2 separate regions of the Mus musculus genome follow, and region 1 is linked to region 2. A link is a loop called in an ENCODE intact Hi-C map of the cell type or tissue named here. Cell type or tissue: left cerebral cortex. All regions are shown on one strand. Links, peaks and the distances in the headings refer to the core of each region. The heading gives the core; the rest is flanking DNA. Region 1 overlaps Mapk8 (mitogen-activated protein kinase 8). Region 2 holds the start of Mapk8 (mitogen-activated protein kinase 8).

What was found. A loop is a pair of places that touch in the nucleus more often than their neighbours do. Peaks named below come from ENCODE experiments on the same cell type or tissue, not always from the same donor. Only the 100,000 strongest peaks of a DNase experiment are listed, where the experiment ranks them.
Region 1: a loop joins it to region 2, with 2.1 times the contacts of the local background. A loop is called at or near these places in 2 of 42 quality-filtered maps.

The regions. Positions count from the first base shown.
Region 1 is chr14:33,380,704-33,397,330 of GRCm38, reverse strand. It overlaps Mapk8 (mitogen-activated protein kinase 8), which reads left to right. Exons shown (of 12, transcript NM_001310454.1): 6 at 4,224-4,389; 7 at 6,587-6,658; 8 at 8,349-8,531; 9 at 10,035-10,159; 10 at 10,706-10,769; 11 at 13,380-13,457; 12 at 15,012-16,627. The coding sequence ends at 15,157. Among named protein-coding and RNA genes, the nearest start is that of Mapk8, 58 kb to the left of the region's middle. In left cerebral cortex, for the core only: no CTCF peak of the experiment used is centred there; no DNase peak of the experiment used is centred there.
Region 2 is chr14:33,433,306-33,449,932 of GRCm38, reverse strand. Mapk8 (mitogen-activated protein kinase 8) reads left to right here and starts at 2,775. Exons shown (of 12, transcript NM_001310454.1): 1 at 2,775-2,918. In left cerebral cortex, for the core only: no CTCF peak of the experiment used is centred there; DNase peaks (open chromatin) are centred at 3,183 and 7,514; H3K4me3 peaks cover 1,165 bases; H3K27ac peaks cover 725 bases.

The sequences.
Region 1 (16,627 bases), core at 4,940-12,939, 54 kb after region 2:
GTCTACAGTGTTGGCCCATGCAGCATTACTACAGACCTCAGGTCAGGTTCAGTGTTACTTCCAGGGACATCCTTTTCCCATGCTATGAAGTAGAAGAATAGAAACTATGCTACCTCGAGCAGGTTCAGAATTTTTCAGATCTGGTGAGCATCATGTAATTTTGAGTTCCATTAACTGAAACAGGTCATAAGGACAGGCATGTAAAAGGATGTTAAGCTAAACCATCTGTTGCCTTTTTCTGGGTCTAGCAGCATTTTGCTTATCCAAAATGATGGCACTGTTACTTTCATTTCTAGTTTTAAAGTAACCAGTTACTTCTAATGCAGACAGTAGCCACCAGCAGCCTTTTTTGCTTTCTGACCTCTTATAGAGCAAGGGTTAAGGAATTATGTAAAGTCCATATTCTGAATGTTTTTTGTTTGTGGACATGGCCTCTGACACAACTACTGACAACTACTGCCCTTCTATCATAATATCAACTGTAGATAACATGGGGTAAAAATGACTATGGTTAAGTTTGCATTAAACTTCCTTTGCAAAAGCAATCAGTTGAAGTCCTGTGCAGATGACATAAAATAGTTTACCTCTGCATAATTTGGATCACTTTCCACTTTGATACTGCTGTCAATACTGTTAAATAACCAAACTCATGATCCTGTGTCCTTGCATAGGTTGTCTGATCTGAAATGCTTGGGGCCAGAGTATTTCAAACTGTGAAATATTTTAGATTTTAGATATTTGCATAGACTTATAGTGAGCATCCCTAATCTGAAAATCAGAAATTTGGGGGGGATCCAAATCAAAGAACTGTCATGATGGCCCCTGTATTCTTGGACTGATTTGAGACTACCTTAAAGTTTTCCTTAGCATAAATATCAAAGTAGTTATAACAGCCTTTTGAGTATTGACAGTTATACTAAAAAACCAAAAATACTTAAATTTGGGCCTTTCAGATTTCAGATTAGGGATAATAGTAACTCCCAAGTCTTGGGATTCAGCCAGAAAACACTAGGCTTAGCTACAATAAAAAATATCAAACTCTTATTTTGTTTTTTGGTTTTCAAAGCAGGGTTTCTCCGTGTATCTCTGACAGTACAGGAACTCTGTAGACCAGGCTGGCTTAAACTCAGAGATCCACTGCCTCTCAAATACTGGGATCAAAAGTATGCGCCACCACTGCAAAAGCAGATATCAAACTCTCAGTAGCCAAATATGACTAAGGTTTATTTTTCACATTCTGTATGTAGGCACATCATGGTAGGGGTAGACATTTGGATTTATAGAGATGCCCACTATCTACAATGTTACTAATCACCAAAGCAAGGGAAGATCTGCAGGAGGTCATGTTCTGGCCCTTCTCCACTCTGTTCCCACTCTACCTACTAGGTCTACTTTTGCTATCTTGCCTGACTAGAGAGAGAGGCTTGGACAATGGGGGGAAGGAGAGGGTGGGTTAGAATGTTGAGTTATTTCTACTCTATCTGCTCAACTCCAAGTAAACTCCAAGTCACTCTTCCTATAAGTAGTTATGACATATGTAGAAAGATAAACATTGATACAGAAAAAAATGAACTTTAGTTAATATTCATAGAGACAAATACTCTTGGCAGTTTATTTCCATACACAGTTTCTTTTAAACTAGAAATGTATTTGCCCCTAATCATTTCAGAACAAAAAGTATTTTGAGTTTTTTTCTAGACTAGACCACCTAGTATAAAGAGGCAGTAATCTCCAGCTGTAGCAACAATCCTGGGAGGACTACTGAGTTTATAGTGGTTATTCTTCAGCATGGGTATTCCTTTGTTTTATATTACCAACATTCTATTTGCAGAATAGAAATGATAACATTTTTATCTTCTGTGGGAATAACGTGTAGTCTTAGTATGCTTAATTTCAAAAGGCCTTAGTGTCTGTTTTCTTTATATATTTTTTTTAATTAGGTATTTTCTTCATTTACATTTCCAGTGCTATCCCAAAAGTCCCCCATACCCTCCCACACACACACTCCCCTACCCACCCACTCCCACTTCTTGGCCCTGGCGTTCCCCTGTACTGAGGCAGATAAAGTTTGCATGACCAATGGGCCTCTCTTTCCACCGATGGCTGACCAGGCCATCTTCTGATACATATGCAGCTAGAGACACGAGCTCCGAGGGGTACTAGTTAGTTCATATTGTTGTTCCACCTATAGGGTTGCAGATCCCTTTAGCTCCTTGGATACTTTCTCTAGCTCCTCCATTAGGGGCCCTGTGATCCATCCAATAGCTGACTGTGAGAATCCACTTCTGTGTTTGCTAGGCCCCGGCATAGTCTCACAAGAGACAGCTATATCTGGGTCCTTACAGCAAAATCTTGCTAGTGTATGCAATGGTGTCAGCGTTTGGAAGCTGATTATGGGATGGATCCCCAGATATGGCAGTCTCTAGATGGCCCATCCTTTCGTCTCAGCTCCAAACTTTGTCTCTGTAACTCCTTCCATGGATGTTTTGTTCCCAATTCTAAGAAGAGGCAAAGTGTCCACACTTTGGTCTTCGTTCTTCTTGAGTTTCATGTGTTTCGCAAATTGTATCTTATATCTTGGGTATTCTTAGGACTACCGGTTAGTGTCTGTTTTCTAAGCCTATCCATGTTACCTTGTCAGAGTAAGTTAGAAACAGCACATAAGCATTCTTGCATGTAGATATTTAAAAAGGGATCTTTGTGTTAAGGGCCTTAGCTTTTGCTGTTAATCTGCTAGTCATCTGTACATGTGAGAGAGTTTGTGCTGTGGATATGAGTGTTCATCAAAGCTAAAAGGCAAGAGCATGATGAATGTGAAGGCCTGGGTATTTATGCCACTGTCTTCGTTTTAATAGGTATTGCACACATTTTCTTCTACCTCGAGCCAGGCAGCAGTTTTTCACAAAGACAGTATTACTATCAGAAGAAAGTAATTTTATGGACTAGTGTCTGTTACATGTGAACGGAAGTTTATAAGCAAATGTTTGTGATATATGTGGGAAGTCAGGAATGGGCAGACTGATAATCACTTTTTGGTTCTTTAGAACTGAGTATCTAGTGTATTGAGACTGATTCCAAACTTTCCTCCCCACAAAAGTGAACATGTATGGCTATCATTGTTCAAGTAACATATACCTGGATCGTGTCAGGATTGTGTAAATATTATCAGAATGCTCCATGGTGGATTTAGAGCGTTTTAAAGTTTATTGTGACTTTAGAATGAGTTTTTTTATTTTTTAATGTTAGTGAGTACACTGTAGCTGTCCTCAGACACACTAAAAGAGGGCATCTGATCCCATTACAGATGGTTATGAGCAACCATGTGGTTGCTGGGAACTGAACTCAGGACCTGTGGAAGAGCAGTCTGCTTGCTCTTAACCACTGAGCCACCTCTCCAGTCCTAAAATGAGATTTTTTAGTGCTATTAATTTAGTATGTAAATGAATGTACATGCTAATTTATGATTCTTACCATAATAGCACTTTTTTGTTTTTGATTGGTATTTTGAGATGGGGTCTTGCTGTGTGTCATCATTTTTGATTGCTGTGGCAAAAAAACTGACCAAAAACAACCTCAGGAAGAAAGGGCTTATTTCATCTTACAGTTTCATGTAACAGTTCATCTCTGAGGAAAGTCAGGCTAGAACCTGGATTAGAACTTGAAGCCGATGCCATGGAGGAGTGCTGTTTACTGGCTTGTTCCTGGGTTATCTTGGCCTGTTTTCTTAGACAGCCAGGACCACCTACCCAGGAATGGCACCATCTATGGGTTAGATCATCCCACATCAATTATTAGTTAAGAAAACAACCCACAGAGTTGTCTACAGGCCATTCTGGTAGAGGAAGTTTCTCAGCTGTTGTTTCCTCTTCTTACATGACTCTAGCTTGTGTCAACTTAACAAAGAACTAAACATACACTGTGTGTATTGAACTTCCAGCCTTTCTGCTTTGTCCTCGACCAGGCTCTCCTCATCTTCATAGAGATAAATAAAAGAAGTAAAACAAAATAGAAAATAAAATTTTAATACATTTTTGTTTTTAAGTAAATAAGCATTAATAATGTACTGGCTTTGTTTATGCAAATGAAATGATCTTAAATCTGACTTGGTGGGTTTGCCTATGGTAAGGAACCTCTGCAGTGGTCCTGCAGACTATGTAACTCAGTTGAGCAAAACAAATCTGTGTGTCTGTCTTAGCAATCATTTTAATGTTTATTTCTTCAAGGACTTAAAGCCTAGTAATATAGTAGTCAAATCAGACTGCACTTTGAAGATTCTTGATTTTGGACTGGCGAGGACTGCAGGAACGAGTTTTATGATGACGCCTTATGTGGTGACTCGCTACTACAGAGCACCAGAGGTCATTCTCGGCATGGGCTACAAGGAGAACGGTCAGCATACACTTTCGCTTTGAAATAGTCTTCTGGTTTTGTTTATCAATCAGTTTTTAAATACTGTAATTGAAATGCATGCATTTAAGTATTCATTACTACTTCAAATGTCTATCCAGGATTTGAACGTTTTGCCGTGAATGTTTGGGAAAGCATGAGAATCTTATCTCAAATGGGAATACCTAGATGAAGAGTTCTAAAACTAGGATTTATGCCCTCTGCTTGTCTGTAATTTAAACATAAATATATATTTCTCAATGATTTAATCTTAGTAATAATTCTAGTATATATTAGTCTTATTTGCTCTCATCTCCAGCACCTTTAGTCAGTGTTAACAGTAGCGCTCACAAGCCGGGTGTGGTGGCACACACTTTTAGTCCCAGCACTCTGGAGGCAGAGGCATATGATTTCTGTGGTCTACAAAGCAGGTTCTAGGACAGCCAGGACTGTTACACAGAGAAACCCTGTCTCAGAAAACAAAACAGAATAATATAAAACAAACAAACAAGCAAAAAATAGTAGCACTCACTATAAACTCTGAGAGCTACATTTTCCAATTCTGGAAAGTTAGTGGGTAACTCAGCCTCGTATGGAAGCACTCGTGTTTGATTAAAGCCTGTGCCCCGTCATAAAGAGATTGCATATAGTATTATCTGTGGATAGGTTGAATCAAACCATAACTTTTTAAGTGTGGCGTGTTTCTAGGATGGAAATTGGAACAGTGGTTCACTTTAAATCAGGAAACTATTAAGTCAATCTTGAACATACATATATACATACTTAAGCACATGTATATGATACCAGTGAAATTGGGGAGATTGCTTAATTTCCTTACCTTTTTTGAGCTAATTTAAAACAAATACTTTACATATCAACTATCGGTTTTTAAACTAAACATGCTTTTCTGTTTCTAAGTCTCAACATAAGGTTTAAAAGTTTTGTTTTGAGAATTGATAGGCAGATTGCTATTGCTTTTGCTGTGAAACTTTTGATTATCACAGAAATTGCACCACATGTTAAGTTCTATAAATATGATCTTGACATTAGAGAAGCTGTCATAAAAATTGACATGTTGTCTGTCCTCTCTTAGATGAGAGTCACTTAGATCTCTCATTGCTTTTCCTGCCTGTTTCCCCAGGAACCAAGTCAAATCTCGTGTTTCCTCACTCATAACTATTAGCCAGCAGGAGGTGGCATATACATATCTTCCTCTCAGACACACACACACAGGGGAGGGGGGTAGAAAGAGAGTTTTCCTGTTTGGTTTTATTGCAGAGTATTTCAGGACAGTTTGGGAAATTTGGGGGGTAATTAATCTATTTTAAACGGCCTGATAGCAAATTAGACCCCTTATAGCAGGTTTTATAATATGGAGGTCTGCCAAGAGACTGTAGATCACAGATCTGTAGGCTCTTTGACACTTTGATATTGTATTCCACCGAAACTAACTTTTAAACCCAAAGTTTAAAAAAAAAAAAAAAAGTAAAAAAGAGATAATGAAAAACACTTGTTTATCAAGGTTTCTTGGTAGATAATGCTGTTCTTTTTCTGTCCATTTGTAGACATGGGTCGAGGTGGATATAAATGTAAAGTGGTGTTGCCAAGAGAATACGTTACTTTTAGTTCAGAATAAACAAAGCCTTTTCAGTTAAATAAGCCTGGGAAACCCAGGTGATAATTTTCTGAAAAAAACATTAGGTTACTATTTTATTAAAATGCAGATATCTTTCTGTTTTTAATATGCTAAATTATTTCTGCTCATGCTTGTTAATTTAACTTAAAGAGAGAGTAAAATGCACAGTTAAACCTCAAAATAGTACATCTTAATTTTATAATTTTATGGCCTTATATACATTTTAAATCTTATTTTTAAATTTTGTTTGGTTCTACTTCATATATTACATGCAAAATCTCAGTTATAGAATGTATGTTTTTTAAATTTATGCAGTATCTGTGCATAGCTCTCACTTTAAAATTAGACATGTAATTAAAATGCCATACTTCATATTTTCTTTTGTGAATCAAAGCTTTTTGAAAAGTATTTTGTGTTTTAAATTATGCCATTATTTGAAATTAAAACCACCTTTTTCTTTTTGTGATGTTCTGCAATTTTTTAGATGATGCAGTCATATTACGCTTCTTTGATTTTAACAATCTTTTGCTTTGCTTTTTCTTCTTTTGTGCTGCAAACATATAGTGGACTTATGGTCTGTGGGGTGCATTATGGGAGAAATGGTTTGCCACAAAATCCTCTTTCCAGGAAGGGACTGTATCCTTGTGCTGCTGCAGCAGATTAATTAGCTAGGTGATGAACTTCCTTCTGTTTGCTCATGAAAAGAAATACATGCTACATTTGTACAGTACAGGTTTTAAAATAGATGTAAAGTTTGTGACTGTTATAGTTCAAAAACTGGTTGAGCTAAGAAGCTTAAGTGTTAGTAGGCTGCATTTGGCAGCAGGACATACAGTCTCTGCTGGTCGTCAGCACATTCACCGTCATTCATTTTTATTTTATATTGCTTTTTATAATTTTAAGTGTATATGGTGTGTGTCTTTTTAGTGTTTATATATTTTTCTTTTTATTTTAACCAAAATCTTTATGTTAATGTCATTGCATTTTGTTTTCAGTTGACATTTGGTCAGTTGGGTGCATCATGGGAGAAATGATCAAAGGTGGTGTTTTGTTCCCAGGTACAGATCGTATCCTTATCTTTGGCCTAAAATGTAGTTTCTAAAGGTCAAAATGGTACTGTGTCAGCCTGGTCAAGTAGAATGTATTTTGTCTCTTCCTGATACAAAGTATTGTTAAATTACTTTTCCAGAGTACCACCTCTTACCTGACTTTCTTCTCCTCGTTTATTGATTTATATGTTAATTTTGAAAAGGTCTCAAGTGTGGTTAATTCATAGGTCCTTGCTTGCTTAGAGTTAATTAACATAAAAAGTTACGGCTTTCACTAAAGTTTCTAACACTTGAGTAAGTCTTTAACTATTGTGAAGGTAGCATGAATTTTGGAATTATCTGTTGCTACTGTTTGTTTTTATGTTTGTTTGTTTGTTTTTTGGTTTGGTTCCCCCATGTCTTTCTGTTATTGTTCTGTGTGCTATGTCTTGTTGTCTCATTACATTAACATAGCATGCTGAGAATGTCAGCAAGTTTTCCTGTGTTGGTAATTAGGTTGGATTCATGCTTTTAGTTCCATCAGTTTTTAGTATTTATGTTAACAGTGATGTGTTGATCAGTGAGTGACACAGAATTGTTTTAGGTGGAATGAGAATATTTACCATGTAACAATAAGAACGTGTGTGGGACAATAGTTATTCTTCAGAGGCTTGGCGTATAAAGACCCGAAAACCCCAGTCTACAGCATACTGAGATACTGGTATCATGTTCATTTATTTCAGAGCTTTACAAACGTTATTAACATAGGCATACCCAAGAATGGCAAAAGAAAATGCTACTATTATTAAAGTTATCATTTTTGTCACAACTGGGTGTTTTCTGTTAGTGTAAAGACCTGAAAAAAGCAGACCAAACTAGAAATATTTCTTACTCTCTAGGAAATACATTTACATTTTTTAAGAGCTGGGAGAAAGTTAAATTTTTAAATATTAAGATTTTATGCAGTTTGCATTTTGATTTTTATGTATAGTAATGATAATTTTTAGTTACAATTTTTATTTTCAATTTGTTTTTTTATGCCTCCATTTTATGGTAAAATTAGTGTTTATATATACCTGCACACACAATAAATAAGATTAACAAAGCTTATTTATTGATCATTTTTATCCACTTATAATCATTGCTTTTTGTAAGGTGGCTTTGAGGTACAAAATATATAATGGCTACTTTCTTCAGGATTTAAAATTTTTCCATTTTCTTATATTTAGTGATGTATATATGATTAAAGTGTTGAATATTTGATACATGGAGTATTTTTCTTAGCTACTTGATAATAGATATTGATCAGTGGAATAAAGTTATTGAACAGCTCGGAACACCTTGTCCTGAATTCATGAAGAAACTACAACCAACAGTAAGGACTTATGTTGAAAACAGGCCTAAATACGCTGGATATAGCTTTGAGAAACTGTTCCCCGATGTGCTTTTCCCAGCTGACTCAGAGCATAACAAACTTAAAGGTAAGTTGTATAATTGTATGCATCTCTTTTGGATATACATGTATAGGAAGAGTTTAGTCATATTCTTAAAGGGTCTAACTCAAAATTATGTCTACTAGTAGAACATGTAAAGGTTTTGTTCTTTTGTCTCTGATTTTTGCATTTTAGCTGGATATGGTGACACTTGCCTTTAGTCTTCATACTTGGGGAGCAGGGTCAGGAAGATTTCTGAGTTCAGGGCCAACCAGGGCTACATAATGAAGGCCCTACTTTATTTTTTATTTTTTTAAGATTTGTTTGTTTGTTTGTTTTTTATTTATTTTATATATGTGATACACTGTCCCTCAGATCCCATTACAGATGGTTGTGAGCCACCATGTGGATGCTGGGAATTGAACTCAGGACCTCTGGAATATCAGTCAGTACTCTTAACCACTGAGCCATCTCTCCAGACCAAGATTTGTTTATTATTATACATAAGAACACTGTTGCTGTCTTCAGACACACCAGAAGAGGGCGTCAGATCTCATTACGGGTGATTGTGAGCCACCATGTGGTTGCTGGGATTTGAACTCAGGACCTTGGGAAGAGCAGTCAGTGAGTGCTCTTAACCACTGAGCCAGCTCCCCAGCCTCGACCCTACTTTAAAAAAGAAAAAAAAAATGTATTTTATAAATCATGTATGTGCCCTGGTTTTATAGAAAAATTATTCTTTAGGTGTGGTGGTTCCCAATGTAATCCTAGCACTTGGAAAGCTGTGTCTGATAGATTGTTAGGAGTTTGAGATAATCTTGAGCTACCTAGTAAGTTCCAGGCTAGCCCAGGGTACATAGCATGACCTGGTCTTTAAAACACAAAACAAAAGAAAAACAAAAAAACAGGGGCTAGAGAGATTATTTGCTGCTCTTGTGGAGGACCTAAGTTCAATTCCTACCCTCCATGTGAGGCAGCTCACAACCACTCCCAAATCCAGCTCCAGAGTGTCCAGTGCCCTCTCTGGCCTCCCTGGGCACCTGCACTCATGTGCACACATACACCTGCCCCTTCCCTCTGTACACACATATACACATAACTGGAAAATGCAATAAATCAAGTGATGGTAAGCACCTTTAATTTCAGCATTTGGGAGGCAGAGAACAGCTCAAGGCTAGCATAGTTACAAAGCAAGGTCCAGGATAGCCAAGGCTACACAGAGAAAACCCTATCTCAAAAGATGAAACAAACAAAACCTGTAATAAATCTTTTTTAGTACTCATAAAAATAAATAACAAAAGCATCTTTTTAAAAGCATAGGATTTGTTTTGTCTTGGTTTAGTTTGGTTTGGTTCAATTTATATAAACCAAGTTCATCTGGAAATTGTTATCCTCTTGTCTCCGCATCCTCCGCTTAGCAATTACAAGCATATGTACCACCACATGCTTGGCAAAGATGAATTTTCTAAAATAAATGTAATCTCAGAATCCTAATGTGCATGGTTGAATAATCTCATGAACTGGTGTATATTAATATCATTATTTTTGCAGCCAGTCAGGCAAGAGATTTGTTATCCAAAATGCTAGTAATAGATGCATCCAAAAGGATCTCCGTAGATGAAGCTCTCCAGCACCCATACATCAACGTCTGGTATGATCCTTCAGAAGCAGAAGCCGTAAGTTACTTTCTCAATGTTTGAAGAGCATACTCCAACCTTAGAGCTGGGACTGAAATACTTTCAGAGAGAACTTGTCATTTTAAGTAAAAATCAGCACAGATCACCGGTGTTGGTGTTTGCCGAGGTTTTCCTAAAGAAAACTTTAGGTTAATGAGCATCTGTCCAAGCCCTCATCATCGTCCAGGAACCTCCACTGTTTCTCACTCTGTTGAACTCACAGTTGATTAGAGGAGCCTAGGATGCCTGTGGGTGCATCCTTAGATAGAAACAATGTTTTGTATTTAAAGCAGAACAGATTTCTGAAATATAGGTAGAATGTGACAATTTTAAAATTTGAGATAAAAGAAAAAAGACAAACAGCTTATTACTTAGAAAGGAATCTTACAGAACTACTCTCCAGAAAGTTAAAGTTAATGATAACTGATTGACCTTTGTCTCATGATTCATTTTTTGCAAGTTGTATGTCTAGCTGATATTTCAAATAATTAATTGTATATATACATCCAGTAAACTATAACAGTTGTTCTGACTTGTGTCTTTCAGCCACCACCAAAGATCCCGGACAAGCAGTTAGATGAGAGGGAGCACACAATAGAGGAGTGGAAAGGTAACACTCACCGGAGTCTCAGACACTGAGGGAGCCTCTGGCTTTCCATAGTGACTTCTTCATGTTACAGAAATTAGTGTTGCTTTCTGTTTTCATAACTTATGTTTAGTAGTAAGGTTTTGTTTATTTGTCTTACAAAAGTAGAAAGTCAGTTTCCTTCCTTAATTTTGAAAATTTGTACCTCAGTTATAGTCACATTAGTGTTTTCTTCCTTGTTCCAGCAGCCATGTTTGGGGTGTCCCATCTACAAGATGACTGGTGCTTGTATTCTCAGTGTACTGTACACACCTGTTTGTTGATGTATCCATATATCTTGAAGATGACAGACCCTATTGGGTCTAACGTCACACTTTAATAGCTGGCAGGTGGTGAGCTATAGGGAAGCTTGTGTCCCAGTCCATATCCAGCTCCCTTGTGAGAAGCACTGAAGGTGGACCTTCACACAGTCTGTTACTGTGGCCATGTGTTTATGTGCACGTACTTCATAGAATTGAGACAGTAGTCCAAAAAGCTTATATGCTGGACCAAATTTTAAATTTTAGTTACTTCCTGATTTTTTATTAAAGAAATTGTAGTTTCTGCTTCTGTCAGCATGATACAAGAGTATTGATCCACAGCCACTCTAACCAGTAGAGTGGCTTAATTTATCATCTTTGAACATCAGATCTAGTTTTTTTCTATTTTATTAATATGGTCATACATAAATATGCTTTTTATTATTTCAGTGTACAGTGTAACAGGTTTCACTATAACATCTTCAGATATGGACATAACCTCTACATTGTTCGTGCCAACCTCCTGTTACTCTCTCATGGCCTCCCTTATTTTCTCTCTGGTCCCTTTTCACCTCCTAACCAGCCCTTGTATGTATTTGTGTCATGTATATTTATATTGTCAAACCCAGGTTCCACATTGGAAAGAAAACATGCAATATTTATCTTTCTGAGTCAAAATTATTTTATTTAACTTGATAATCTCTAGTTCTATCCATTTTTCTGGCAAATGACATAATTTCATTCTACTTTATAGCTGGCTAAAACTAATTTGCATACACATAAACCACTTGTTGTTGTTGTTGTTGTTGTTGTTGTTGTTGTTGTTAGAGACAGGATCTCAAAAAAGCTAGGTCTGCCTGGCTGGCCTGGAACTCCCTATGTAGTGCAGACTAATGCCAAACTTCCCCAGCACTGCGTGCCTCTAGAGTGCTGAGATTAAAGACTGCCACCGTACCCAACCTTACCACATTTTCTCCGTGCTTTTTTTTTTTGTTGATGGCCATCTACACTAATAGTGTATTTACTGCTGTGGATAGTACCACAATAGAAATGGGTGTGCAGATAGCTCTGCTATTGCCTGCCTTAGGTGCCTTTAATGGAATTCTGCTTTTTGGGTTTTTTTGAGGAACCAGTAATTTCTATAGTGACTATTATAATTTACATTTTTACTCTAATATGTATGAAGCTTCCTTTTTTTTCCCCCCACATCTTTACCAGCGTTTGTTACTTTTGGCTTTCTTGATAGATGGTAGCCATTTCCATTGATGTTGGATAGAATCTTGGTACTATTTTTGTGTGTCCCTGATGACATGTGGAATGTTGATATTTTTTTTCATACATTTATTATCCATTTGTATTTTTTTGATAATTTCCTGTTCGGATGAAAAATAAATTTTCTATCTATTGGTTAGGTAGTTGGTTGGTTCTTAGTATTCAGCTTTTTGATAATGCTTTTAAAGTTGTAAGAATATTGAAATAGAAGTATGTGTGTATCCCAGACTAGCATCAAACTTGTGATCTTCCTGCCTCAGTCTCCCAAGTACTAGGATTACAGGTATGTGCCATCCATGCCTGGTCTCCAGCAAAGGATACTATATAAACAAAACAAAACAGAAATACCTTGAACTTCAGGAATTACACAGATGTTTGAGAAGTTCTTTATATTTTTTCACAGAATTACTTTTATGTAATTTTTCAAAGAGTATATGACTCAAAAGTGATAGATAATGATACCAAACAAGTCAGAATCACAAGCAAGAGCATTGTGTCTTTCCGCAGGCAAATCTGTCGTGCAATGGTCTGCTGGGATCCATGAGTCCTAGGAAGGGGTGTTGATGCTGACACCTGCTGTAGGCTACTTGGAAGGATCTGAAGCTGCTGCTTCTTTTCCTTCAGTAAAAATACCCTTCTGTCCCATTCTAATTGTAAATGCTGCTTTGGTTATAAATCTTTCTAATTACAGCCTTGTTGCATTAGGACAGAACCCAGGAAGTAGAAGGAAGGTATTGACCTCAGGTCTCACTTTGACAGAATTAGACAAGGGTCTGTAAGGCAGAGTGCTGTGTGGCTGATACACTCAAGGCAGGGGCTGGTTTCTGACAACAGCTGCCCTTTAACCAGCTGGGACAATTAGAGCAGAGAGCTTAGCTTTCTATCAACATCTATCTGTGGTCGAAGATCAGTGAATTAATTGCTAACACCTATGAGTCTGAAGCTGACACTCAGATCCTCTGCCATTGCTATCATTGCAAGAACCCAGCTTGATGCACCTAACAGATAGAAGCTTTGACTTAAGGACTCATGCCTGAGAGTCACTTTTCCTCTTCTTTTTCAGAACTGATATACAAGGAGGTAATGGATTTGGAGGAACGAACTAAGAATGGAGTCATAAGAGGGCAGCCGTCTCCTTTAGGTTGGTTACAATATAAACCTGGTTGTGATTGTGCCTTGCATCTTGTGTTATAATCTTCAGAGGCCTGGAATCTGCAGTTCTTCCCATGCTCACTCAGTTTGGTAGTTAAATTTGAAAGCCATGACACACTATTGTCTTGATGCATTTGCTGATTTAAAGCCAGTTTTCATTGACACCACAGCCATGTCTTTAAATAAGAAAAAATCCCTTAGAGTTCCTTATTCTTTGCTTTGAAAAGTCTTCAGTTGGAATAGATAAAAACTTCACCACAAAATTTGCTAAATTTGCTATGTGTGCCATCACGTTCTGACGTTCTTTTTAGTACGTTAGTCACACTTGAATACAAGCTTCTGAGGACCTCTTGTCTCTCAGTGTTCTGCTCATCACTGTACAGAAGGGGGACAAGTGCGTCAGCAGAGTCCTGCCTGCTCGGCTTTAGCATCTTGGGGCCCTGAGCACTACACACTGTTTTTGTTCTGTATATGTATTTTTGAGAACTTAAGTTCTTGTACTTCTATTTAGTGAGCTTATGGCTTGAAAGTTGCTCCATCTTGTTGAGATGCTTTAACATGTTCTTCCCTCTGAATGAGGCTTCCCCCTTAAAAGGATTTCTGTCTCTCCATAGGTTTTCCTGGTTTTTGAGCTTTTTCATTTTTTAAATGCATGAAATGCTTGTTCGATACTGCTTTTTCACAGAGAAAAGCATTTTCTCTCTGTTTAGTAAGTTTGTATTTGTTTTTGCCTGGTATTTACCTGGGTCAAAGTATGCCTGAGTTTACCTACTAGGCTGTTTTGGTTACCTGGTAAGTGACACACTCTCTTGTAGACTGGCCACTTGGTTCAGGTCCCTCCTGATCAGATGCTGGTCTTTTTTTTTTTGGTTTTTCGAAACAGGGTTTCTCTGTGTAGCCCTGGCTGTCTTGGAACTCACTTTGTAGACCAGGCTGACCTCGAACTCCACCTGCCTCTGCCTCCCAAGTGCTGGGACTAAAGGTGTGTGCCACCACTGCCCGGCTTTTTTTTTTTTTTTTTTTTTTTAAGATGCTGTTCTTTTGTGTTGGCTTCTACTTTGTAAGATGGACCCAGGAGTATCACTTGAACACTGTGGTTTTTGTGAGACTATCAAAAGTAATTTTCTATACTATTTTAGTTCTCAGGCTGTTTTTAGTTACTTGGATCTTAGAGATCTTCTCTCCAACAAAATGAAGTGTAAGCAGTTTTGTATGTACTCTCAACTCTTTTGGAACACACCCTGAGGCCCATTTATGGATCTTGCTGTAGGGCCATTCTCCATGTTACTTGGATTTTAACTTCTTGTCTTAAACTAAAAATGCATTATGGAAAGGAAAACAAGTATAGGTTTCTAGACATTTTCACAATTCTCCCTTCGTAGTTTGTGTGCATAAGAGAACATTAGTGCTGGGTTCAATACGATTCAGCAACCCGTAAGCCCAGGAGAAGTCTATAGACCCTGAAGGTAGGTAGCACAGGCCAGGCAGCCCGGTCTGCAACTCTCTCTGCAACTGGTTTGCTGTTTTGTTTCTCATAGCACAGGTGCAGCAATGATCAATGGCTCTCAGCATCCATCGTCTTCGCCGTCTGTCAATGACATGTCTTCAATGTCCACAGATCCGACTTTGGCCTCGGATACAGACAGCAGTCTAGAAGCATCAGCTGGACCTCTGGGCTGCTGTAGATGACTACTTGGGCCTTGGGTGGGTGGGAGGGATGGGGAATTGGTTAGTCATTGATAGAACTGCTTTAAAAACAATTCAGTGGTCATATTTTTGAGTGATTTTTCAGAAAATGTAGAATTCATTTTGTAGTAAAGTAGTTTATTTTTTTTAATTTCAAGTGTTGTAATTTAAAACTTAAGTTGTGTTTTTAAACAGCAACAAAACTGTATTGTATTTTTGCTGTAATTAACTGTATAATGTAAACCTAATTATTTTATCATGGTTTAAATTTTGCATATTTGCTTTATCTTATGCTGCTGATTTTTTTACTGAATTTGTAAAATTTTTGTTTATCAAAGCAACTATTATGTGGTGACTTGCATATATCATGAATTATTTAAGATGTTTATAAGTTTTTTATTAGAATTTATTTCAGATGTTTGTTCATGATGCTATCCTTCAGGGTTATGTGCTTATCAATGAAATAACCCCAGAGGAATAAGGGAAAATAACCTGTAGCCAGTTATATTCAGGAATAACTACTGTAAATGATGAACGCATCAAGAAACCTCCAATATTTGCTACTTGCCAATCCCAACTTAGTTAAAACAATTGGTAGGCAACCTTACCTAAATTTTAGCAAACACCTTATCTAATGGCAGAATAACTCAGAGCATGTCTTTAAAGATGCTGGGCACATCCTTCTCCATTTTGAATCTCCTACACCAACCCAAGAAAAACTTAAACTAAGGAATGTGGTATATTCTGATCATCTGTGGCATGCTTAAAGCTTTTGATCACACAAAGTTAAGAGGACACTTCATGAATCTACATTTCCGTGGAGATCAACAGATGCTTCCCCTGTCCTGGCTACGAGCCTGCTTCTGTAGACACTGAGTTAATCTCCTCAGGCTGTAGGTCCTGGCATTGGCCACGAGCCTGGACTTTCCCTGTTGGACAGCTTCTGGCCTCTGGCCTTTCCCAGTTCCTGTTCCTTAGCGGGTCAGTCTGTTGAGCACCAGTTTGTGGTGTTTCTGGCCATTTGATTCTACCTGTAGCATTATCCTGTTTCTACTAGCTGTCAGGAGGTTCCAAAGCCTACTTAAACTTGTGTAGGTGACATTTAAATGAGCAATATGCCGTTCATCTGAAAATAGTAGCACACAGCCATATGTAGGATGTCATTTTCTAAGGACTGTTTCTTCACAGTGAGCAGAGCAGGCATAGTGGTGGTTCTTTCATCTGAGTCTTTGGTTTTTTATATCTGATTTCCAGTATGGACGTTGAGTAGTGTAAGAATGGTGCTGCTCCTGACAAGTGTGTGTTAACTGTTTACATTTTATATCTGCAGAATCCTTTCTCTGTAACTGAATTTTCCTAAGTAAAATGTCATCAAGGTCTCATTATTTCTGAAATGATGTCTATAATGCCCAGGCACCTTTGGTATTATCTGGAACAAGAGGGATTTCATGTAATGAACTGGGAAATGCATAC
Region 2 (16,627 bases), core at 3,092-11,091:
AAACCCTGTCTCGTAAAAAAACAAAACAAAACAAAACAAAACAACCAAAAAAAAAAAACAAAAACAAAAAAAGAGAAATACATAACTGAGTATCATTCATCTTGGTTATCCTACTGTATTAGAGAACAATTTGTCTTCTCACCTCTGCTCTCCTGAAGGCTCTGTGTCTTTTCATTAGCATCAGAGGGCCTCCGGGATCATCTCTGAGTTGGGGAGGTGAGGCAAATCCTGTTCTATTACAGGGCCCTGGCAATGAGACAGTAGGCACATGTATCATACCTGCTTGCTGAGGGCCTCAAAATCCTGCCTCCCACAGACAAGGGTTCTTTAACTGGGTGTTAGAAGCTCCTGTCACTTACTGGCACCATAAAGAACAGTTTCAAAACCAACCTCTAATTGAGGTACTTTTGGCAAAAGCTAGAAATTCATAGGCATCCTTCTGCCAAGGGTTATTGATAGAATGCATGCTTGCCCATCTGGTAGGAATTGCAGTTTGGCATCTCAAGGATAAGGAGAGATTTGCCAATGGAACAGACAGGGGAAGCCATAACAGTGGGTCTTCCCTAAAGTCATCCGAAGGAAAAGGCCAGGAAGAGGGTAGAGTGGTAATTTTATGGGGGAGGGGGGAGAGTGTTCTGCCCCACTCTATCCCATATAGCTCCTGAGTAAGCAACACAGAAACATCAGACTTTATTAACAAACTGCTGGCACTGTGCAGGACAGGTTCTGAGCTTTTCCAACCCCCACCGTTAGGATATTAATAATAAGGTAAATGCCCTGTCACCTGCCATCTGAGTCTGGTTCTGCTCCATGTCTGTCCTCAGCTTCTCTTGGCCATGTGCTCATGGTCCATCCTGACTCATGGCGACCTCCTTCTTCCCTCTCCTCTGTCCTCCTCTTGGTCTCTACTTGAGATCCACTCACTCTCTCTGAAGTCCTGCCTTCCTCTGTCCCCTGCCCAGACACAAGCTCTAGCCTTTTATTCACCAATCAGAGATTACTGGGGAGCATTCTTGACAGCACAATGCCCACTTTCAGACTGCAGCCTGATCTTGGGGTGCAGAACTCAGCATCTGAATACACAGTGCACAAGACCAACCCCAACAAAAGGGTGCTGTCTTTGCCACCACAGGGGATCTATACATGTCCTGCAGTACCTTTGACCTATGAACTATAAGTAGAAACATACTCTGGAAGAGAAGAAAGTTTTTAGTAAGAATTGTAGAGGGAGAAGAGGCCCACCTTGAGAGATCAAGAAAAGCATTCTGTGATAAGAGGTTTGTTTGTTTGTTTTTTGTCAAGATGTCAGTACAATCATGCTCTCCACTGCTGAAGACATACCAGGGCCTTCCCATTACACCTGTAATAAAAACACCTCCAACACAGGATTTTGTTTTTATCAGTCTTCTCATTTTGCAATGTCTTCTTTGGTGTCCCAATAGAGCTGGCCTGTCTTCAGTTTTCCCAGTCTACCCCGTTCTGGAACTCCTTGTTCGCACATCAAGTTAACTCGGACATAATCCCTGGTCAAACCTGTTCTCAAATTAGGAGGCAGCTCCTTAGAGAAGGCTTTCCTGGCCTTATTAATACATTGGTTCCTTTCATAGTTGGATGTGTCCTTAATTTGCATTTTAGTGTCGATTTGATTTGGTGTATAGTTTATTATCTTGATACCACAAGAATTCTCTATAAGTTCTACTTATTGCTAGTGCTAGTACACTGCCTTTAAGAGAATAGGCAAGCAATAAAATATTTACTGGAGAAATAAGAAATTAAAATTAAAAAATTGCTGAGAGATAAAATGGGGGGAGAATAAATGAATGAGTGCTCACATTTGCTTCATGATAGCATCCCTGGAGAAAGACCATTTTAACATGTAATGGGAACAGTCTACCTGAATTTACTCAATACATATTTGTATATTTTGGAAATCACAGTATACTACACAGGTGTAAGAGAGACTGCCCTTTATTTCCTACTGTCAAAGCAATTGTCATACTTTTTTTCCAAGTTTAATATACTGTGCATGTAATATATTTTATATAAACGTAGAATCATTCTATATGTATGTGTTGCTTCTTTCTCTTAGTGATATTCTCCGTTGTTGGCGAGAATGCCTTTGAACTCTTTAAAGTGCTAAATATATTTTGCCTCATGAATGATAGTGATTTAAATACCTTTCCATCCATTGTCGAGGCTCGTCAGTTTATCCGTGAATAGTTAATATTTGCGAGAGCCGCAAGGACTTGCAGGTAAATCAGGTAAGGCAAAAAATCTGGAGCAGGAGGGTTTGGGGGGTAAAAGGAGGTAACTTCTTCCAGGGAGCTAGAGAACATCTACTCCTTGGTGGGTGGTAGGCCCTTGAAGAGTATCTGTCAAACCAGGACTCTCCGTGGTTCAGGTGTGTGCCCTGGCACGCGTGCCTGACCTTCAAACACTAACCCCTCCTCCCCGCGAGGCTAGCAACCATGCAGGCTTAAGCTATGACTGGTGTTTCGCCGCCACGCGCCGCCACGTGCCATCGCAGACCCGCCCCCTGCTGCTCCCGGCCCCGCCCCTCACACGCGGCCGCCCAGACGCTGCTCGCGGCCCCGCCCTCAGGGGAAAACCTCCGCTACTGCAGCCCGCCCCCCAGTGTAGCCACGCCCAAGTCGCGGGGCCACGCCCTCGTAATCCGGGCCCCCGGGGCTGGCCCGCCCCTAGGCCGCTCGCCGGCGCGGAGGCGGGGCCCTGCGCGATGACGTGGGCGGGCGTGCGCGTTGACGGCCCGCGTCTCTGTTAGTCAGCGGAGCGGCCGAGGCCGGACGTTGCGGCCGAAACGCGGAGCCGCGAACAGGATTGAGTAGCGGCCGCGGCCACCGCAGGACGGCGCCGTTCTCCGCTACGGGCTTCCAGGTCGCCGTTGGCTGCACTGCCGGGTGAGTGCGCGGGCGCCGCGGCTCGGGCGGCCGCCGCTTTTCCCCGGCCGTGACCCCCTCCCGGGAACGCGCGCGGGGCGGGGGCGGCGCGGGAACAATAGCGCGGGCGGCGGGGGCAGCGGGGGGCGTGGTCCACTCCGCGCGACCTGGCTTCACCGCTCCGGCCGGCTTCCACGTCGCGCGGGGGGAAATGGAGCGGGTGGGCGGCAAGTTCGGAGGTGCTCCCGCGGAGGTCGGGCCGACGCGACCGTGCATACGTCTCCCGCACCCACGGGGAGCGTGTTTTGACTGTGGGCGGTTTCTTTGTGCGGACGTGAGTGCCGCGACGCCGAGAAGAGCCGGGTGGCCGCGAGCGCGCCGGCCTGCGGGCCGCGCCTTGAGAGGGGCGCCTGCCGCTGACCTTTTGACTTTCCCCCGCCGCTGTCCCTTTGTCTTGCGCTTGGGTTCCTAGTCCAGACAAGGTAGAACCAAGTCCATTGTAAAGTACCGTAAGGAACGCATTACATTGTTATTCCCGAAAGTTTCCCATCCCACCGGGAATTTAATATCATGTTGACTGCACAGTGTCCGGTAGTTTCTATTTTTACTTCTGAAATTAAGTGATCTTTTCAGTAGAATTCTGGTCTGCCGGTCTATTGTGTTTTGAGATCAGCTTCCACCAAGTACCTGGTCAGTTAGAACATGTTTATTTCATTCATTCATTTGGCAACAGTTAGTGCTGTATCCAGGTGGAGAAGATGTGAAGGCCAAGAGAAAGACCCTTAAAAATTAGGGTAGTATGGAACAGAATAGATGTGCCTTTAAATGAGACGATTATGTAAGGGATGTATGTTAAGTAAGGTATTTGGCTCATTTGACTGGAACTTCCAAGGATAGTGTTAGGAAGAATATCCAGGTTTGGCTTAAATATACTACCTTTATTCTTAAATCCCACCCCCCCCTTGTCAATTTTCGTATCATTGGTAATGGTTACTTCAGTTCTCTTATTGAGGCTGTTAAACTTGGAAGGTTTACTTCTGTGTCTGACGAAGTAATCAAAATGGTACTTAGAGGCCTATTTTGCATCATTTCCCCATCACCAAGCATGGAAGTCATACTCATTGGGTTGATTGAAAGACTTTTATAGACAAAAATTTAAAATAAAGCCTTAAATTCTCCACGAAGTTTCAGATGTGTCACATACCACTCTCAGTTGGCTAGATCATAAATTAATAGAGGATGTTACCTGTTAAAGACCACCAAAGGGTTTGGAATCACTTTTTCACTTCTAGGTTAACTATTCCTGATTTTTTTCTATATAGTTAATAAAATAGAGGATTATGGCTTGTGTGTATAGTCATAAAAAGTTGAGTAGCCATACTTAAAAGTCAGAGATGCTCCAAACTCTCCAAATGAAACACTTACAGTGTCTTGTAGATAAAGGGGATTTACTTGGTACTCTGTCATCAAAGTTGAGAACTTTGTCCACTTCTAGTATTTTAGGTAAGAGCTTTCTCTAGTCATGTATGAATACACCCAGACACAACAGTGATGTTTCATTAAGAATCTAGCATGATTGCATTTATCTCCCTTAAAAAAACTTATGACGGTGGGTGTGCCTGCATGATGTTTTTGTGGGGTGGGGTCACACATGCCACTGTGTGCATGTGAAAGCCTAAGAGCAACTGTGTGGGCTTCATTCTCTTCTTCCACCTTTCTGTGGGGTCTGGACATGGAACTGGGTTCCCCTGCTTCCAGGAACCTTTACCCAGTGAGCCATATTTATCTTTTTGTGACTATTATTTCACAAGGGTTTCGATGATTTAAGTTTGAAAATCAACATGTAAATGTATCTTACAAATATTTCTAGTAGTTCAGCGCTGCTTAATTTCTTTAGAGGTGCTTACTAGAAAGGTTAAATCTTAACTTGTATTTAACCAACTCACAAAGCATATGGGTTTAAAAATCCAAGTTTTGGTGCATTTCCACTATTTGAAAAGTATCTTTTCAGTATGAAAGTAGTTCAGATGAACTTATTTACTGGTAAGATAGGAATGAAAAAAAATAAGAACATGACTTTGTTACTATAAGATATAGATCTTGAGACAGCAAACTTTTATTGCTTTATCTTGTTAAATATATTGGGTTCTGGAAGGGACTCCAGAATTAAGAAATTATTTGAGTGATTCAGACTCTACAAAGGTTCAGTTAGGTTGTTTTCTAAATTCTGTTGTTTAAACAGCTTTTTTTTTTTTGATACTTAATTCACATAAAAGAGTTACCCTTATAGAGTATACTTTTTAGTGGTTTATTTGTTAATTATGCATTCATCACTACTATACTATTCTGGGTCATCATTTTGCACAAAGAACCCCCACCCCTTTTAAAAATAATCTGTCTGGTGTTTGAAAGGAACAGAATATGTTACCTTAGTGAGTTTTATCAGCATGACAGACTAGGAAACTATATGCTTCCTGCTCCTTGTAATCCTGAGAGAAGTTAGCTGGAAAGGGATTAGTGTAAGAGTAAACTGAGGCACAAATGGTGGCGCATGCTGTAATCCCAGGATTTGGGAGTCCAAGGCAAGATGAGTTTGAGACTGTTCTGGGTCCCAAGCTAAAGAATAAATTGTACCAAAATGAATACAGTTAGGATCATAATCCATGACCAGTATTATGGAAATAGGCTGGAGAAGATGCTAGATGGCAGTGAAAGAGTAATTTGTTGTTAATAACTAGCTGTAAACCATCCTAGTGGTATCGAGGGGTTGCTGAATAGGAGCCAGCTTCTTGTTGCTTTGCTTTGCCTGTCACTTGACAAATTTGAGTCATCTCCATACTTGAGATACTTTACCTCAGGTGTAGAAGTATGTCTGACTTAGGAGTCAGTTCTCTAGATGACTGGTCAAGTCAGTGGTATGGATTTCTGACTGATGTAGGACAAGGAAGTCACAACCTGGAGCTTTACACATGAATCACTTGCTCTTTGAATTGTGATGCTTGTTGTCTCAGTCCTGATCACGGCCTAACCATTCAGGAGCTATGCATTCCTACCCTAATGCAGCTCTGGTTCAGGATTCAGAGTTCACTAACAGGTGACAGGAGTACTGACATGAGTCATCCTGCCATTCAGAGCAGTAGGTGTGCCTAAGATAGTCCAGGAACCTCTGCTTCCTTGTAGTTTGTCTTTAGAAGTGTGGCATCTGCTCTGCAAGTTCTTCGTTGGAGTTGTTGAGTGACTGGAAAACTTCAGGCAAGAGAAGTAAGAATCAGAGAAAATTATTAATTTGTTTCTTATCAGACTTATGCAACGGTTTTTGATAAAAGCTAGATTTTTTTTTCTTGGAGTGGCAAATTCTATTTGCTTCAGAGCACCATGCCTTCTGATGACATACTCTTCCAAGACTATGGAAGATGGGAAAATGGGAAATTCATTATTCCAAGAAGCTTATGGGTTTAAGGCATGGTTACATAGTGAATTATGTTCCTTTAAAGGACAGGAAAAGCCTCACCCTACCAAAGCCTGCTGCAGATCTCTGAACACTTTCGGGGTGTGTGTGTGTTGGGGGTGGGGGGCCTTTGAGAAATTTTTTGCCATTTTCTGTATGATGTAAGTTATATCACAAATAGAACAAATAGCCTACATCTCCTGTTACATCTTCAGCAATATCAGATTTGGTTAAAATTTGCCAAGTTTTTAAAAAAGTTTAGGAACCAAAACATAGGAGGTGGCTAGCATGTCTTTAGGATCATCTCTGAGTCCCACTCCATATTCCACATGTAACTAATTTTGTGACATAGCTAGTTCAGGTTATGCAGCATGTCTAAGCCAGCCTTACTAGCCTTTAAACGAGAAGACAATACCATACTCCTATAGTGTCCCGCAGTTTACTTAGGCAGTGCATGAGACTGCTGTGGTTCTTGGTGGTAGATAAACCTTCAGGAAGCTTTAGAGTTTTCAGGAAAAAACATTTTTTTTTTTCTGTTTTAAATGACTTAAAAATGTCAAGTGAATTTTTAATCATTTTGATGCACAGTACATATTCAGATTCTTCAGGATATGCCAGTTGTTTCTGTCTGCATCTCTGGTGGATTTGTTAAAGTATGAAAATCTCAACTAATCTGAATTGCCTGGGATTATTTGTGTTAACATTTGGACTGGTAATCCTCTCTGATTTAAAATTTGGAATCAATCCAAAAACAAATAATTATGTCTGGTCTAATGCCACCACTCCACCCCACAACCTACCCCCCCCCAAGCCATTTCTCACAACACAGTAGTATTCCCTATGCTTTCTTAGGTTTGTTTTGGCAAATATCTGCAAAGTAGGAATGTAGGAGCTGAGAATAATTCTAATCATGTTACACAATCAAAGAAAATGGGACACTGCCTTATCTTTTATGTTTAATCTTATTGAGGCCTTCGACGTGAAGAATGCAAATTTATCAGAGATCTGCTAACTACAGTAGTTCTTTGGAGTTATTAGTGTTCTTTGCAGTTTCTGGGGATATAATAAATGGTATATGGCATTTCTTGTTCCTTCTTGGGGATAGCAATAATGAAGACACTGATGTTATATAAGACAGATTCCCTGAGAACCCATTCTATGCCACTTTAGGTAGTAGGTGGTTTGGAAGCCTGACAGGTACTGAAGTAAAGTCAAATCTCTATTCTATAGTCTCAGTCTAACTTCACAGAGAATAAGGACAAGCATGCAAGCAAGCAGAAGCAAATATGTTGGCCATTTCATTAGGAAATTTCTTTTGCCTATGAGATATTTGGAAATGTTCCAATCTTAACATGGCTTAGCCTACCTTTAAAAAATATTGCTTGCTTTGTAAAGAGCAGAAAGCAAAGTATCTTTCCTAAATTTGGTTATAGTTGAAAGTGTACAGAAGAATCAAAATCACAAAACACAAACCTCACTGAAGTTGTTTCAACAGAGTATTGAAATAAGTTTATGGAAAGTATGAATAGCAGATGATAGAGAAGACATTGCATATACTACAGTCCTCCAACTTGTATTGAGGCTATGAGGTAAAGCTTGATCTGTGCTCAGAGCACTTTTAAGAAATAAGTATTTCTCCAGTACCGAGTAGCTTTCTGATGTGCGGAGGACCCAGCCTGCCAGCCATTAGGTTGCTAAGGACAGCTCCATACATCTGCCTTGCTTGGGAGGGAGCTTTAAAGCAGTGAAGACTTCACATTTCCTGAAGGCTGTTAGTGAGGCAGGAACTCCCTCTTCCTGAACTCATGAGAGGATGGGTCTCTGGCTCAGAAGTTGTTTGAGTCAACTGAAGGCTATAGAGATAGGGAAGAAGCTATTGCTACAAAGACTAGAGAAAGGACCACTTTGCAGTCAAAACAAAACTCAAAGCAGTAAGGCTTTGTTATACTGAGAATTTATTTACATTTCATTTAATTCTGACAGAGAAGTACACCAACTTCAGCATTTCAAAGACTTAAAAAGTGACACAGTTGACCTTCTCACTGTGCCAGCTACCCACTAGGAAACTGTTCCTGTGGATCCTTCCAAAGATAGTTGATTCAAGTACAAGTGAATGTAGATCTCTCTTATTCGAAACTTTGGTCTGGCTATATTTCAGAATTGGGGCTTCTTCTGTAAGATCAATTTCAGAACGATGATAAATGCATCTACCATTTTGTGCAAATCCTGATAGGAGGTATATCTAACCTTTTGACAGTGACAAGACCTTGTTAAGTGTAAGGGCTCACATTTGAGAACTGGATAGTTCCTCAAAAAAACAACACCTTCAGCTGCAGCACCTCCACCACCTCCTCAGAGTTTTAAGAAGGCTTACTGTTTGGTGTTAAGCCACATTACTGACCTCAGCTAAATGTAAGCTCACCGGCCACAGGTTGAACATACCTGCATGTAATCAAACATTAATAAGCATAGGTACTACGATAATTGGCACGAGTAAAGATACATTCTCTTGCCAGTTCTTGTCAGATTTTGCTACCATAGAGGGCACACTTATTTTAAGAAACATTTCACCTTTATTTTCATGGATTTTGGTCTTTCCCAAAGGGGACCATACTGAATACCCACTGTCCCTCTTCCCTTTGTACCTAAGTGTTGTAGAATTGCTGTTCTTTGCAGATTTTTTCCCCTAATAGAGCTTCATTTCATATCACTGTGTAAGTAACATTTTAGGTAGCTTTGTGATATTCCACTGTTCTCTCTTTGGCCTCCTATAATAAAATGCCTTACATAGGGTAGATTAAACAACAGAAGTACGTTTCTCACAATGACCGGTTGGTTTCCTAGGTTAGGGCCCTCTTTTTTTCTCCCTATATTCTCACATGAACAGAGAGTGCTTCAGTCTTTTCCTTTTCTAGGGACATTATTTCACCCTATGAGCTCATCTAACATTAGTACTTCCCAATGGTTGCATCTCCGAACACTGTCATTGTGGAGGTTATGACTTTGCATTTGGGGGCAGGCACAAACATCAAGTGCTTAATTTCATCATGGTGGTGTGCCATTTGCCCAGGTGTGTTGGCACATGCTTTAATTCCAATGCTCTGAGTTTGAAGTCAGCCTAGTCTACACAGTGAATTCTAGGGCTACATCTTGAGACCCTGTCTTTAAAAAAGGAAGGAGAGCTTTTAAAGGTACTTGCTCTTTTTGATATATAGTTAGGTTACTTCTGACCAAGTAGATTATCTTGTGCACACACCACTTGATATTATGCAAAAGGAGGGTATCTTATAGGATAAACTTGTAGAGGTAAAACTAATGGCTCAGAGTGTTTATGCACATGTAGTTTTGATACTTGTAACTAAAATCCAATTTCCATTGGTCCTGCATTGGGTAAGAATTAACTACTTTTTTTTCTTCATTGCCCTTAGGAGTTAGATTAAGAGTCATGGAAGGGCTATTTGTATTTTCTTTCTTAGGAACTGACTTTATCCTTGATTTGGTGTTCATTTTCTTAGATTTGTAAAATTTATTTATTTATTTCCATATGGAAAGAGCTGTAGAGACATCAGTTGTGAGCAAGAATGCCCATGTGAGTGCTGGGAACCAGAAGGGCCTCTTGGAGAGCAGTAAGTGCTCTTAGTTAACTGCTAAGCTATCTCCAGCTCTAGTTTTTTTCTATTTTTTGTTTAAAAATTTCTGCTGTTTTCCTTTTTCTTTCTTTTTAAACTTTTTTTAATGTTTTATTAATTCTTTGTGAATTTCACAGTCCCACTCATCCTGTCCCTTCATATCTACCCTGCAACCTCCCCCCAAAAGAAAACAAAAAATAAAAATAAAACAGCAAAAAAACAAAACAAAACCTTTTTGCTGTGGAAGCTGCCATATAACACTGTGTGTCACACAGTGTGCCCCTTCTGTCCACACATCTTCATTTGCATATGTCCATTGCAGTGAGTCTTTGGTCTGGTTTGAGGCCCCTGTCTTCTAGTACTCTATTAATACTGGATCCTTGCTGGGACTCCTCTCAGATATCCTGTTGTTGTCCTGGGTCATGGAGATCCTGCAGCTTTGGATCTGCAGGACTGACCCCTTACTCACTTCAGCAGTTCAGAGATGGGGTAGATATTAGAATGGGTCAACTCAGAGCCCTGGATCTGGGCCTACATGGAAACTGAATTGGTCAGCCCTCCAGCACTCCTCTGAGTCACTATGGCTAGCTTCCCTGCTTTGCCCAGGCTCTCCCTCTCTCATGACCTAGGGGGCTCATCTTACCTGACTGCATTTCTTTGTTTGTTGACCATCCCACCAGTTCCTGGCCCTTAGAGTTGCTGGGCATGGTAGCAAACACTTTGAATTTCAGCATTTGGGAAGCAGAGGCAGACATGTCTCTGTGAGTTGAAGGCCAACCTGGTCTACAAAGTCAGGACAGCCAATACAGCCTGGGCTTGTTACATAGAGAAACTACATCTTGACACCCACTCACCACCCCAAAGACCCTGAAGTAATTTACTACTGATGTTGAGTAAGCTAGAAAAAAATGAGAACTCAAGGAAAATGGGATTCTAGAGTATTCTGATGATGTAAATAGTTAATACTGACGCAGGCTTACCATGTTTCCAAGTACTATTCTAGTGTTTTTACATTGCTTAAGCATCCCATGATGACCTCAGGCATGCTAACTGATTTTGCAGATGAGGAAACATTTATAGATTACTGGGAAGTTGTTGGTGATGCTGATGAACAGTTTATTTAAACAAGAAGCTAAATTCAAGTTGATTAAATGGTGGAGTTTTGTTGCTGTTTTGCTTTTTGGTGTGTGGGTGTAGACAACCTTTAAAAAAATGAAAATGTGGAGTCCAAAATGTAAGTGAAAATGGCAATGTTTATGGAAGAACATATTTGATTGTCATAGGATTGGTGCTTTCCATAGGATAGGCAAATCAGTTTGTGCTTTTCCAAGGAATCTTGGTGTTTGGAAGGTGAATATTTCTGACTCTGATCTCTGTGGCATTTATTTTTTTCAGAGAAGTAGGGCATTCAGGCAAGCAGAAGAGAATGGAAGTGTAGGGAGTTTGAAGCACTGGTTCATTTAAAGTTTGAAATTTTGAATTTAAATCTATAAAGTTTGAAATTTTGAATTTAAATCTATCAGTCTGGTTTGTGACCTCCTCTAACCCCCAATATCACATTATTTAACTGATTATAAAGAAATACAAGTAAGGCATTAAGATTTATTCAGGGTCAGGCTTTTGCCATGTTTAACACAGTTCTTATGGGAATCAAAATCAGTAGAAGAAATGGCTCAGTGGTTAAAAACACTTGCTGCTCTTGCAGAGGACCCAGATTATATTAACAGGACTCACAAGTGGCTCACACATGTCTTTAACTTCAATTCTAGAAGACCCGACTTGAAGTATGCGCATGGTACACCTACATGTAGACAAAACATTGATACAGATAATAAGTAAATCTAATTAATACTAATTTATTAATTAATATTTTGTGACTGGATTTGTACTATATGACTCCGGCTGGCCTGGAACCATCCTCTTGCTTGTGCCTCCTTCCTGGGCACTATGTTTAAAGGCTAGCACCACCACACTCAGCTAAATAAATCTTTTAAATAAAACAGTAGGAAGTGCAGACAGATGGGTAGATACATAAGACTTCCAAGAATTTCATAGTGTAAGGGCTGGCAGGTTTGCAGTCTTTGTCATAAGTAGGTAGGAGAAGAAAAACCAGTGTTTTTCAACCTTCCTAATGCTGTGACCCTTTAATACAATTCCTCATGTTGTGGTGACCTCAAATCATAACATTATTTTCATTGTTACTTTATAACAAATTTTGCTACTGTTGTTAATTGTAAAGTAAATATCTGTGTTTTCAGATGGTCTTGGGTGACCCCTGTGGAAGAGTAGTTTAATCCTCTAAAGGGGTCATAACCCACAGGTTGAGAATCTCTGTTTTGTGTACTCTTGAGGCAGAATTTCATTTTCAAACAGTTGGAAGCCTGCCCACATTATCAGGAATAATTTCTTGTGCTTAAACTCTTCTGACAATAGATATTAACATTTATAAAGTATTTCCTTAATAGCTCCTAGATTTGTGTTCAGTTGAATATCTTGGTATAACAACATAGCAAGGATAACCCCAAATTGATTATCATACCAGCTTAGTACAAGAGAAGAAACAAGGAAATAGGCTTTTTTAAAAAGATGTGCTGAGAGTAGTAACAGAAAATCATGGACTCTGACATGGATGAGGAGGTTAAGTCAACATGTGCATAGCAGAAGTCATAGTGTAGAGATGCTGAAATTGTCAGTTAGTACTTGGGATGGGGGTGATTTCACTAGTGCAGTGGTTCTCAACATGTGGGTCTCCACCCCTTTGGGGGTTGCATATCAAATATTTACTTACGACTCCTAACTGTAGCAAAATTATAGTTATGAAGTAGCAGTGAAATAATTTTATGGTTGGGGGTCACCACAAAATGAAAAACTGTGTTAAAGGGCTTAATTAAAGAACAGCATTAGGAAGGTTGAGAGTCATTGCACTAGGATACCAGTTACTGGTATTAATAATGCCCAGGATGATCCTAGATGTTGGGTACTGAGATGGGAAAGAGATATAAATTTGTGGAATCAGGAAGATACTAAATTAAAGAGAGTGGGCCTTGGAGTATAACTCAGTGCTAGAAGCTTACCTAGCAAGTACAAAGCCCTGAATTGTGATATGTGTGTGTATATGTAGAAGGGTTAGCCTGGATATGTGCAGTCAGCAAGCCATGATGGGAATAAAGATGTATACTATTGTTGGTGTAAATATTATTTGGAGGTTTCTACCCAACCTTAGATCATTAGTTCACAAATAAAAGACACAAAATTTTATATTTATACTAAGCCTTAAAGCTTAGAGTTGGACTGATATCATCGACCCTCTATGCTATTTTATGTATTTCCTGTCAATAACTTCAAGATAATACTTGCCATGTTCCACCTAAGCACTCCTACTCTTAACAGGCTGGCCCTAATGACCATGCACTCATGATCTGCCTACCCCATGGTGGCTTTTCCTTCTTCCTCCTCTCTCTTTGTGGTCTCTGCCTGAGACCCCAAGCTCGGTGTCTTACTTAGGGTTTCCATTACCATGAAGAGACCATGACCAAGGCAACTTTTTTTGTTTGTTTGTTTGTTTTTGTTTTTTGGGGGGTTTTTTGTTTGTTTGTTTTTTGTTGTTGTTGTTTTTTTTTTTTTTTTTTTTGGAGACAGGGTTTCTCTTTGTAACCCTGGCTGTCCTGGAACTCACTCTGTAGAACAGGCTGGCCTCGAACTCAGAAATTCGTCTGCCTCTGCCTCCCGAGTGCTGGGATTAAAGGCGTGCGCCACCACGCCTGGCCCGCAACTTTTTTTAAATTGGTTATTTTATTTATTTACGTTTCAAATGTTGTCTCCCTTCCCCATCCCCCCTCCATGAATCCCTCTTCTCCTCACATCCTCCCCTTCGCCTCTAAGAGGGTCCTCCTCAACCCATCCATGCAGTCCTACCTCACCCCTCTAGCATCCCTCTTCTCTGGCTCCTTCCACTGAGGCCAGACAAGGCAGTCCTCTGTAACATATATAGCAGGGTCCATGGACCAGCCCATGTATGCTCATTGATTGATAGCTTAGTTTCTGGAATCTCTGAGGGGTCCAGTTAATTGATATTGTTCTTCTTCCTATGAGTTTGCAATCCCCTTCAGCTCCTATTGTCCTTTCCCTAACTCTTCTATAGGAGTCCCCAAGCTCAGTCCAATGGTTGACTGTAAGTATCTGCATCTGTCTCAGGTGGGTTCTGGTAGAACCTCTCAGGACAGCCATGCCAGGCTTATGTCTCTAAGCACAACTTGGCATCAGCAATAGTGTTGAGGTTTGGTGCCTATGCATGGGATGGATCCCAAGTTGGGGCAGTCTCTAGCTGGCCTTTCCTTCAGTCTCTGCTTCATTATTGTCCTTGCATTTCCTTTGACAGGAACAATTCTGGGTCAAACATTTTGAGATGGGTGGGTGGCCCCATCCCTCAACTGGGGCCAAGGCAACTCTTAATGTTTAATTGGCGCTGGCTTACAATTTTAGAGGTTCAGTTCATTAGCAGCAGCAGCAGCAGCAAGAAGCATGGCATTATGCAGGCAGACATGGTGCTAGAGAAGGAGTTGGGTGTTCTGCATTGATTCGAAGGCAACCACAGAGACTGGCATCTGCAGGCAACTAGGAGGAAGCTCTCTTCTGTACTGGGTGGAGCCTGAGCGTAGGAGACCTCCAAAGCCCACCCCCACAGTGACATACTTCCTCCAACAAGTGCTGCTTCTTGTGGGCCAAGCGTATTCAAATCACCACAGCTAGAAATTTTGCTCCTTCCCTTCTCTCCTGCCCAGCCCAGGCTATAGGCATCTTTATTAACCATTCAGGGAGAACTTGGAGGGCAAGGTTTACACAACAAAAGCTGGTATACATAAAGATCTCATCTTGGCGCATCCAGATCTTGGGATACAGTGTTTAGCATTTGAATATATAGTAGCACCAGACCAACTCACTATATACATGTTTCATGAGCAATTTGCTTAACATTATAGAGCTTAGTACAATACTTAGTACTATATGCCATATATGAAGGCAGGGAAATACCATAGATGTAGTATGTAAGTGCGCTTGTTACAAATTAGGAATTTTGGGCAAGGGATAAAGAAACAGGTAAAATAAAGGATTTATAGAGCACCTTTACAGTGTGAATTCAAGAAGTAAACTAGAACTGGTGAAGCAGGCATGTGAGATGTGATGGATCAGTTCTTATGATGGGAGACAGTGGTATTAGTTCTAGTGCTATGGGACTCTCCAGCAGTGGATTTTGTTGTTGTTGTTGTTATTGCTGTTGTTTATTTTTTGTTTTCAGAGGGGAGATAGGGTCTCACTATATAACCCTCTTGTTTGTCCTAACCTTGTTAGAGACTGAGATGTTTTAGAGCTAGGCCCTGGCTTCTAGAAAAACTGCTTTACTTTATGTTTTCTTTACTCTTGGAGTCTGACCTAACACAAGTGTTCTGTTTTCGTTGATTTTCTCAGCAATCTTTGATAAAACCTTTGGAAAATGGAAGTTGTTTCTTGGTTACCTTACTTTGTGGCCTCTTCTCTCAGAAATAAGATGGTGTATGTATCTGGTTTAAGAGCAGTGTTTCTTTGTTGCACTTGTCCATACATTCTGATACTACTGATTGGTTGACTGCTTGCTTTCCTTCCAGTTTTGGTCCCTTATTAACTGAACCTCTTAAATGACTCCCAACTTCTTTTTTTTGTTGTTGTTTTTGTTGTTTTTTGGTTTTTTCGAGACAGGGTTTCTCTGTGTAGGCCTGGCTGTCCTGGAACTCACTCTGTAGACCAGGCTGGCCTCGAACTCAGAAATCCGCCTGCCTCTGCCTCCCAAATGCTGGGATTAAAGGCATCTGCCACCACGCCTGGCTGACTCCCAACTTCTTTAGAATATTTATTTATATAAACAAGTTGAAAGAATCTTACAGGGAACACCAGTTAACATTTCATCTCCCTCCTAAGTGACTTTAAAATTTTTAATTTTCTTTGTGAAGTGATCTTACTGCAAAGCTTAAATAAAATAAAAAGAGAGAGAAAAAACATTCTTTTCCTTAAGTGCTTACCAAAATTCACTAGTGAAATCACCGGGGCCTTGTACTTTCTGCTAAAGAAGGTACTAACTGCCGGTACACTTTCTTTAATAGACATAGCTCTATTAAGGTGACTGGTTCTTTTTCTTTTGTGTATATGCTTCTGTTTAGGCTATATTTGTGAAAAGAACTTTGATGGGTTCTTTACAGAATTGATTCATTTTATCCTAAGTTAACTAGGTCAGAGATTCACAGTAATTCATAGCATTCCTTTGTCATTCTTTTACAAAAGGGTGTGGGGGGTCAGTTCTTACCTAGTAATCCAGGCTGCCTTGCAACCCACACCTTAGCCCATTCTGGCCTCAAACTCATTATTCTCCTACTTAGCATCCTGAATACTGGGTCATCCTGAGTAAATGCGCCATCACTGCCCCGCTCCCAGCATTCTTTTTAAATCTTGAGACAGACTCTTCCTAAGTGAACCATCTGGCTTTGAACTCACCGTGTAGCTCTTACAGGCCTTGAAGTTGTGGTTCTCCTGCCTCAGCCTCCTTAGTGGCTGCAATTATAGGCCTACAACTCAAGGCCCAACTGTTGCTTCTTCCTCCCAAACTACTACTTTCTATTTGTTCC